3 separate regions of the Homo sapiens genome follow, and all the other regions are linked to region 2. The links are chromatin contacts, found by Hi-C or POLR2A ChIA-PET in ENCODE. All regions are on one chromosome and are shown on one strand. Each heading gives the region's core, a stretch centred on a gene start or an enhancer-like site at or near the end of the contact. The rest is flanking DNA. Distances are from core to core; before and after follow the strand shown. Region 1 holds the start of ESD (esterase D). Region 2 holds the start of KPNA3 (karyopherin subunit alpha 3). Region 3 has its middle 18 kb from the start of HNRNPA1L2.

What was found. A loop is a pair of places that touch in the nucleus more often than their neighbours do. ChIA-PET counts read pairs that join two places held with the same protein, here RNA polymerase II (POLR2A). Pooled maps may share reads with other maps.
Region 1: a loop to region 2 is called in a map of CD8-positive, alpha-beta T cell, with 7 times the contacts of the local background. The contact joins the promoter of ESD here to the promoter of KPNA3 in region 2. A Hi-C loop is called at or near these places in 3 of 168 maps with a recorded cell type or tissue (CD8-positive, alpha-beta T cell, ascending aorta and naive thymus-derived CD4-positive, alpha-beta T cell), 1 of 37 single-sample maps with no recorded cell type and 9 of 50 pooled maps.
Region 3: a pooled map shows a loop between it and region 2 (7-fold over the local background). The contact joins the enhancer-like site here to the promoter of KPNA3 in region 2. A Hi-C loop is called at or near these places in 1 of 168 maps with a recorded cell type or tissue (naive thymus-derived CD4-positive, alpha-beta T cell) and 7 of 50 pooled maps. POLR2A ChIA-PET finds 5 or more read pairs at or near these places in 1 of 52 experiments (OCI-LY7).

Annotation. Positions count from the first base shown.
Region 1 is chr13:46,795,818-46,798,517 of GRCh38, forward strand. ESD (esterase D) reads right to left here and starts at 1,344. Exons shown (of 10, transcript NM_001984.2): 1 at 1,288-1,344. RefSeq lists enhancers at 479-1,080, 1,212-1,261 and a silencer at 852-901.
Region 2 is chr13:49,791,253-49,793,952 of GRCh38, forward strand. KPNA3 (karyopherin subunit alpha 3) reads right to left here and starts at 1,430. Exons shown (of 17, transcript NM_002267.4): 1 at 1,186-1,430. The coding sequence starts at 1,254. RefSeq lists enhancers at 1-464, 469-1,130, 1,131-1,792, 1,596-1,725 and silencers at 586-1,155, 1,276-1,525.
Region 3 is chr13:52,622,674-52,625,373 of GRCh38, forward strand. It overlaps a transcript of HNRNPA1L2 not described here. Among named protein-coding and RNA genes, the nearest start is that of HNRNPA1L2, 18 kb to the right of the region's middle. Within about 2 kb of position 1,403, at least 3 of the 41 ENCODE cell types and tissues checked have a DNase peak (open chromatin) inside an H3K27ac peak, as active enhancers do.

The DNA of each region.
Region 1 (2,700 bases), core at 94-2,593, 3.0 Mb before region 2:
TCTCGGCTCACTGCAATCATCTCGGCCCCCGGGCTCAGGTGATCCTCCCGCCTCAGCCTCTGGAGTAGTTGGGACCACAGGTGGCACCACCATGCCCAGGTAATTTTTTGTAGAGGAGGTTTTGCCATGCTGCCTAGGCTGGGTCTCTTTTCCTTCATAAAAATTCACATGGCTTGCCTAGGTAAGGATTTCTATTAAACTCTGGGGAAAATTTTTTAAAAAAAATATAGCATCTATAAACGCCAAACACCTTCACATGGCTCTAAATATGGTCTATAATTTGGTCCCAGATTATTTTTCTGGTCTCACTCCCTATTTTGTTAGTTAAACTCAACTATGCATAATTCTAGGATGGCCTGGATGTTGCTATCGGGTGGCTTTACTCAATGCCACGGTACAATGGTTTCAGAGCAGGTTTTGGGGCCAGACCCTCCGGGTTCAAACCCTGACTTCACCACTTATTACTACATGACACTGGGCAAGCTAATCTATGCCTCATTTGCCCATCTGCAAAATGGGTATACAGTAATATATATCAATTTGATAGGGTTGCTCTGGGAATTAAATGAGTTAATTCACGTAGTGCTTAAAATGCTGCTTCTACCACACACACAAACATGAGCTATTATTTTTCCTGCAACCTGAATGCCCTCTCCTTCCAGGTGCGCTCAATCCCATTTCCCTAATGACCCCATCAGAAATGACTTCCAGTCCCCCACAGCGCTCTGAGAGCATTTTACGACCCGAACAGATTTTGTCAAACTCCAAAGACACGTGCTCCCCTCGGCACCATCAGGTGAGTGCTCCTGACCGCGCCATTGGCTCGTGCCCCGACGCGGACGCTGCCTAGAGCAGCAGGTCCACACTCCCCCGAACCAGGCGCCGGCGGCCGCTAGTAACGCGTTGAGGCCAGCTCCCTCCTTAAAATGCGTACACATCTACTTCACATTTTCGCGCGGTGGCTGCGGGTCTAGGAAAGTCTTTCTGAACAGGAAAAAGCTGTACAAATGTAGCGGGCAGTAGGTAAACGGGCGCTCGCCCCGGGTTACACTAGGTTGGAGGCTCAGAGAAGGAAAAGGGATTAGAGGCGAGGCTCCGGGTCACGGGAAAAGGTCCTTGGCCTCCTGTCATGGATGGTGGCGCCCAAGGCCCAGGGTCGCCGTCTCTGCGCTCGTGCCTGCGGATACCTGCACCGCAGGACTCGGCGTCCGCCCCGATCACGCCTAGCCGTGCCGCAGCCGCAGGAAGGCTGACAACGTCCAGGCCTCTACCCGAACCCAGTCTTACCTACGGTGGCGGAGTGACCAGAAGAAGCGGGCCGAAGTAAAAGGCGGGGCTCAAGATGGCCGCCGGGGCCTCGCCTCAGCCCCGCCCATATGATGCCCCGCCCCTCCGGTCCCACTCACTCTCGCTTTTAACTCCGAGAACCCGCTCTTCTCCAGTTCAGTCTCCATGGCCCCGCCGCCTTTGCACATTGCACTTCCCGGCAGCCTCCGCGTGGGCGCCCCCTCCAACTCCTGCCTTCGCCCGCGTTTCTGCTCTGTGTGGTTACTAGGACCAACGAGGAGGGCGTTAGGTTAGTCCCTGTCACCTTGTCGGGGATCAGTCTGCTGTGCGTGCTCAGACTCTTCCCAGAGCCAGCAGCAAGAACCCGAGGCATTAATAAACTTGAGATGTAGCTTCGCTTAACTCGTGCAGAGGGTTTCCGTGTCACTTATGTAGAAACTAGGGCCTAATTTCAACTCCCTCAACTCCTCTGTCCCAAGACTATCCACGTCACCTACTTGGTAGCTTGAGTTAAACAAGAAACCTTTGAAATCTCCAGTGGCCGACACGCAGTGGGAACTCCATCAGTTTTCTGTTTTCTCCCTTCTTCCCTCAATAAAAATTAAGTTGAACTGACTAAGATTTGCTAGTTGATAATTTACAGCAAATCTTTCCTTTTGGTCTCTCTGATTTAAGCAAACTGTTGAGTGTACTTTGCCTCTTGAGAAATTAAATCTGATTACAACAGAGCTAAGTATTTTTCAGCAACGGTTAGACTGACATTGTAAATACACAATCTGATAGTTGGGGCTGGCCTCATGGGCCTGCAACCTGTGCTATTACCCGGCCCCCAGAACAGAAGGACGCTACATTTTCTCTCAGTAAGTGTTGAACCAGGGCCCCACGTTTGTGTCTGGAATTGGGCCCTGCAAATTGTGTAGCTATGGGAGCTGACTTAAGTATGGATGAGCTGCCACACAAGAGATTACCTGCCAGAATCTATTGTGTGGCTCAGGCCCATTTTGCCATAGTGATCTTTGGACTAAATTAACCTGTGGACTGAACCTGTGGATCAATTGGAACTTAGACTGAAAATAATGTTTCATCAAAATAATGTTTTTATTTTGAGAAAGCATTGAAGTAAATTGTTTTAAACTTTCTTTTTACTATCTTTAAGTATAAATCATTGAAAAGGGGATTTTCTTCAGTTTCAAAACTGAAACAGAATAAATACCTAAATTGCAAGTTCTTTATAACTGATGTTTGAACAAAGAGAAATAATTGATTAAATGATATATTTGCCTAATAAGTGGACTGCTGTGAGGTGCAGACTAGCCAAAGAACTGTAAGTGTGAAGTTCTTTACTAAAGGGTTCTTGTGTGAATACAATGTGAGAATAAGCAGAACTAAAATTTCTTTTACCCAGCATAAATA
Region 2 (2,700 bases), core at 180-2,679:
TCACACTAGCTTATCAAAAATTACAAAACTGCAAATCATGTCGCCTAGTATTAGCAAAGAAGGCTGCGGCCTTAAAACCATTTTCCCCCTAACAAATCCAAAGGTCACGGTCCCAGTGAAGTTTGTGCATTATACTTACTGTTTTCAGTAGCTGCAGAGAGACCTCTAGCGCTGCCTCAATAAGCCGAGTTTGCAAATAGTACCTGCTAATGTCACCTTAATGAGACAATGGCAACATGCTGAGTAGCAACTAACTGAGTGACCGCGATGAATGTTTAGTTTTGCAACCACTTGGAAATTCTACTAGCTTGGAGCAAGAGGTATGTAAGAGAATTATGAACCTGTGTATCCAATTTATTTTAGTAAAACGTGTCAAAGAAATTATCACCCTATGCACACCCCACTCCAAGAAAGGCTAAGAAAACAAGTCCTATGAGCGGAGGTCGGAGCAACCTCTTTTCCGAAGCCTGAACACAATAGATGGCAAACTATTGTCCACCTTCAGCTCGCTCCAAATGCCAGCAGTTGCAGGAGTATGAGCTGCAACAGCTCGGCACGACTAGTCCAAAGACGAGCACTGGAATATAAGAAAATGGTCCTGGCGCATCCTACCCTCCCCCATCGATCACCCTCAAACAAGTCAGTTACCCGGCTGGTCCCCACCCCCCTCTGCGGGCCGCCACCGCCCGCCTGGGCCCGGCTCGCAGAAGGTAGGAGCCCGGACCGGCAGAGCCGAGGCTCCATGTGAGCCGCGCGGGAGGCGCAGAGGGGGCTGCACCGGACGGAAGGTTGCACCGGTGGCGGGCGCAAGCAGCGGCCGCCCCCTCGGCTGTGCGGTCGGAGGGCCCGGGCGGCAGCATCCCCGTTCATCCGGGCGGCCCTGGCCCGCGGACCCCGCCTCAGCTCCACATCCCCTCCTCGCCGACACCAGGCCGCGCCCGCGTGACGGGGCCGAAAACGCCGGCATTTCCCGGTCGCCGCGCCGGCAGCTCCGGGGGGTGACTGCAGCCCGGCCGGCGTCTCGCCGCCCGCTCCGCCCAGCCCGGGGCCGCGGTGACGGGAGGCGGCGGCCAACTCCGGCCGACCACAAGCCGACGAGAACCAGCCCGGCGCCGGCCCCCCGCCCCTCCCCGCGTCGCCGGGCCGGCGCGGCCAGGCGGGCCCAGACCGCGGAAGCACACTCACTTCCACATCGCGGCCCTTGTTCTTGAAGCTCTTGATGCGGTGGTTCTCCAAGCTGGGGTTCTCGGCCATGGCTGCGCGCGGCTCCGGCGGCGGCTACTCCTGCGGCTGCGGCGGCGGCGGCGGCGAATCTTGGAGCGGGAGGGGGAGGAGGGGGAGAGCGGGAGGGGGGAGGGGAGAGAAGAGCACGTTCTGTGACGCCTCCGAGCGCGAGGTGGCAGTAGCGCCGGGGGAGGCGCGGGCCGACTGCCGGGCCGGGTGGGGCGGGAACGGTGCTGAGAGCGGCGCGCGGCCGCGGAGGCTGGCGACACGTGACCGGGGGCGGTGACCGGCTTGGGCGTTCGCCGGGCTATACGTGCCCGTTGGTTCTCGGGATGACCCTGCCCTCTTCCCCTGCAAGGGCTCTCCACAACCCCTCGGTGCTGCAAGTTTTGTGCCAGAAATGGAGCCGGACCTGGCGACTTTTACTGCCCCTCAGGCGCGGGGCGGCGGTCGTCAACTACAGTTCCCATCATGCCACGATCCGCCTGGAGTAATTCTCCACGCCTAGTGAGAACGAGGAGAATGCCGGGACCCTTCCGCGCGCGGCTCTTTGCGCGCCGCGCTCATGTTGCTGGGCACAAAGCTCCGCCCCCACAAGGCCGCCTCTGGGCGGGGAAGAGCGGGGGAGCGTCCCTGGCACCTTGCGCCCTATCAGGAGGAAGAGGGCGGGCCTTCCTGGGAGCGCACCTCGCTGCCTGTAGCTAGAAGATCAGAAAAGGAACAACCGCGAGTGCTTTGCAGTCTCGCTTTTTTGGGGGTCTTCTCAAATAGCCACCTTCATTCGCTCTTCCCATGCTCTGCTTCAGTTTTATAAATAGCATTTCTACCTGACATGTACATGTGTATGTATGTGATACGAGTGTTTATATGCGTTACCTAGGTGCCCGCGCGGAAATTCAGCTCAATGAGAGCAGGTACTTTGGTTGAATTACTGCTGAATCTCTAGTGTCAAAACAATGCCTACCACGTCGTAGATACGCAATACTTGTTGAACTGGCGCTTTAGTGTCGCCCAGTTTCTTCATCATCCTTCCAAGCCCGGTTCTGCAACCTTCACTCTGGCAGTCCCTGTATTTACATGCCCCCCAACACTTCTTGTTCTACCACCACACAGAATCTTAGCCTTCAGGCAGCAGCCCAGCCCTGGTCCGCAGACTCTCCTGTGTAGCACTCCCACTCCCTCTGGGGGCATCGAAAGAATGAAAGAGGGAAATTTGGATGGATTACACTGATAAAGAGCTGCTTTCGGCCGGGTGTGGTGGCTCACGCCTGTAATCCCAGCACTTTGGGAGGCCGAGGAGGGCAGATCACAAGGTCAAGAGACCGAGACCAGTCTGGCCAACCATGGCCCGCATGGTGAAACCCCTTCTTTACTAAATATACAAAAATTAGCTGGGCGTGGTGGCGCATGCCTGGAGGCTGAGGCAGGAGAATCGCTTGAACCCGGTAGGCGGAGGTTGCAGCGAGCCGAGATGGC
Region 3 (2,700 bases), core at 153-2,652, 2.8 Mb after region 2:
CTGGAATAAAGTTTAGCACGTTGATTACAACTGCTCTGTATGACTTCCTGTGACCAATAACTATCCGTGCTTTCAGCTTTCCTGGCTTCCTCAGAGCATTGTAATTACTTGTGCTTGTCAAAAGAGTATTTAATTCTAAGTGCAATCAGTAATATCTTGGCATTGTGTTGTAGGTTAAATGGCAGTTTTTTTTTTTAATGATACATAATGATGTATTTCAGGGATGTCATTAATTCAAGTAGTAAGGTGTGTGGCTTTAGGATACCCATCACTGACTTCCCTTATCAGAACAAACAGATAATATAGGCTTCTGTTTTCCAGAATGATTTAACATTTTAATGGAACTTCTTGGTTTCTACATGGTATCAAAAATACCTCTGGAAAGTATAATTGGGTGGTAGAGTAAGCTAATTCAGACAATCAGTACCCATAATAGGTACTTCCTCCTCGTCCTACTCTTTAGAAACAAAACAGTTACATATAAGTATGTGGAAGTAAATAACACAAACATATAAATACATATCAAGAATGGCATTTTTAAGGCTACCAGACCTGTTTATGACCCCTCATGCCCTTTATTTTAATTTAATTAACTATTACAGAAATGGTAAAGTGAGTTGAATGCTTTGGAAAGAGTCAGTAAAGGTCACGTAAACAATTTCTTTCCAATTAGGCATGAGTGAGACAAATATACATACGCAGGAGCATCATACCCTTAGATTGCTTTGTAAGCTATCTCACATTCTTGCTCCACTTTTCCACTTAAACCAAAATTGAAAATATTGCAGGATGGGTGTGATGTATGTAAAATATATGCCTTAGAACCTTTTATCAGTGGTCCTGTGTTTAAAAAAGAGGCTTTGGTCCTACATCAAAAGACTGGTGAACAAGGTGCATCTGTTTTGAGTTTTTAAAAGGTGTCTTTTAATGATTTTTGCCTCCCCTCCCCGCTTTTCAAGGACTTCCAGGATGCATGGGATTAGATGAGTCATGATCTTTGCTTCATGAGGCACTGTCATCATAGCTTCATGCATAGCCTGCTTTTCTTTCTTTGTATTATATATTAAATCCCCATTGATATGGTTACCATAGTTACACTACCTCCCAAACTTAGTGGCATAAAACATTCACTCATTATGCTCACAGATTCTGTGGGTTAGCAGTTTGGCTGGAACACAGCGGGGAAGGCCAGTCTGTGCTCTATGATGTCTGGGTCCTCAGTTGGAAGACTTAGAAATCTGAGGCTGGAATCATCTGAAGTTTGCCCACTCATAGGTCTGGCAGTTGATGCCAGCTGTCAGCTGAGACCTTAGCTGAGGGTGTTAGCAGAAACACCTACATGTGGCTTTCTTTGTGGCCTGGGCTTTCTCACCGCATGGTGGCTGGGTTCCAGGGTGGGTGTCTCAAGAGAAAGTGAGCCAAGAGGAAGTTGTATTTTGTTTTGTTTTGTTTTGTTTTTGAGATGGAGTCTCGCTCTGTCACCCAGGCTGGAGTGCAGTGGCGCGGTCTTGGCTCACTGCTATCTCCACCTCCTGGGTTCAAGCAGTTCTCTGCCTCAGCCTCCCGAGTAGCTGGGATTACAGGTGCCTGCCACCATGCCTGGCAAATTTTTGTATTTTTAGTAGAGATGGGGTTTCACCATGTTGGCCAGGCTGGTCTTGAACTCCTGACTTTGTGATCCACCCTCCTCGGCCTCCCCAAGTGCTGGGATTACAGGCACGCCACCGTGCCTGGCCAGTTGTATTTTCTTTTTAATGACCTAGCCTTGTAATAAGATTGGACATTACCATGTTTACCCTCTTCCACATTGATTTTCCTAGGATATTTGTTTTTACCACAACCACTTCTGAGACACCGTCTTAACAAGGATAATGTCATTGATAGGAATGGAGTAATATACATTTGGCCCTCTGTATGCGTAGGTTCTGCATCCACAGATAACTTCTGATAACGTTTTTTAAGAAACACAGAAAAAAATACCAATTAAAAAATACAGTATAACAACTACTTATGTAGCATTTGTTATATTAGGTATTACAAGTAATCTAGAGATGATTTAAAAGTATTCTCGAGGGGCCTGGAGCAGTGGCTCATGCCTGTAATCCCAGCACTTTGGGAGGCCAAGGTGGGCAGATCACTTGAGGTTAGGAGCTGAGACCTACCTGATCGACATGGTGAAACCCTGTGTCTATCACAAAAATACAAAAATTAGCCGGGTGTGGTGGCATGGGACTGTAATCGCAGTTACTCGGGAGGCTGAGGTGGGAGAATCCCTTGAACCCGGGAGGTGGACAATGCAGTGAGCCGAGATTGTGCCAGTGCACTCCAGCATGGGCAACAGAGTGAGACCCTATCTCAAAATAAAAAAAAAAGTTATGAAGGGGAAAAGTATGTATTCATGAAATAGTTTTAATTACAGGATTGAATAGATTGTTAAAAGATACTTTTTTTTTTTTTGAGATGGAGTCTTGCTGTTTTTTGCCCAGGCTGGAGTGCAGTGGTGTGATCTCGGCTTACTGCAACCTCCGCCTTCTAGGTTGAAGCGATTCTCCTTCCTCAGCCTCCTGAGTAGCTGGGATTACAGGTGCACTCCACAATGCCTGGCTAATTTTTTTGGTTTTAGTAGAGATGGGGTTTCACCATGTTGACCAGGCTGGCCTCGAACTCCTGACCTCAGGTGATCCACCTGCCTCGGCCTCC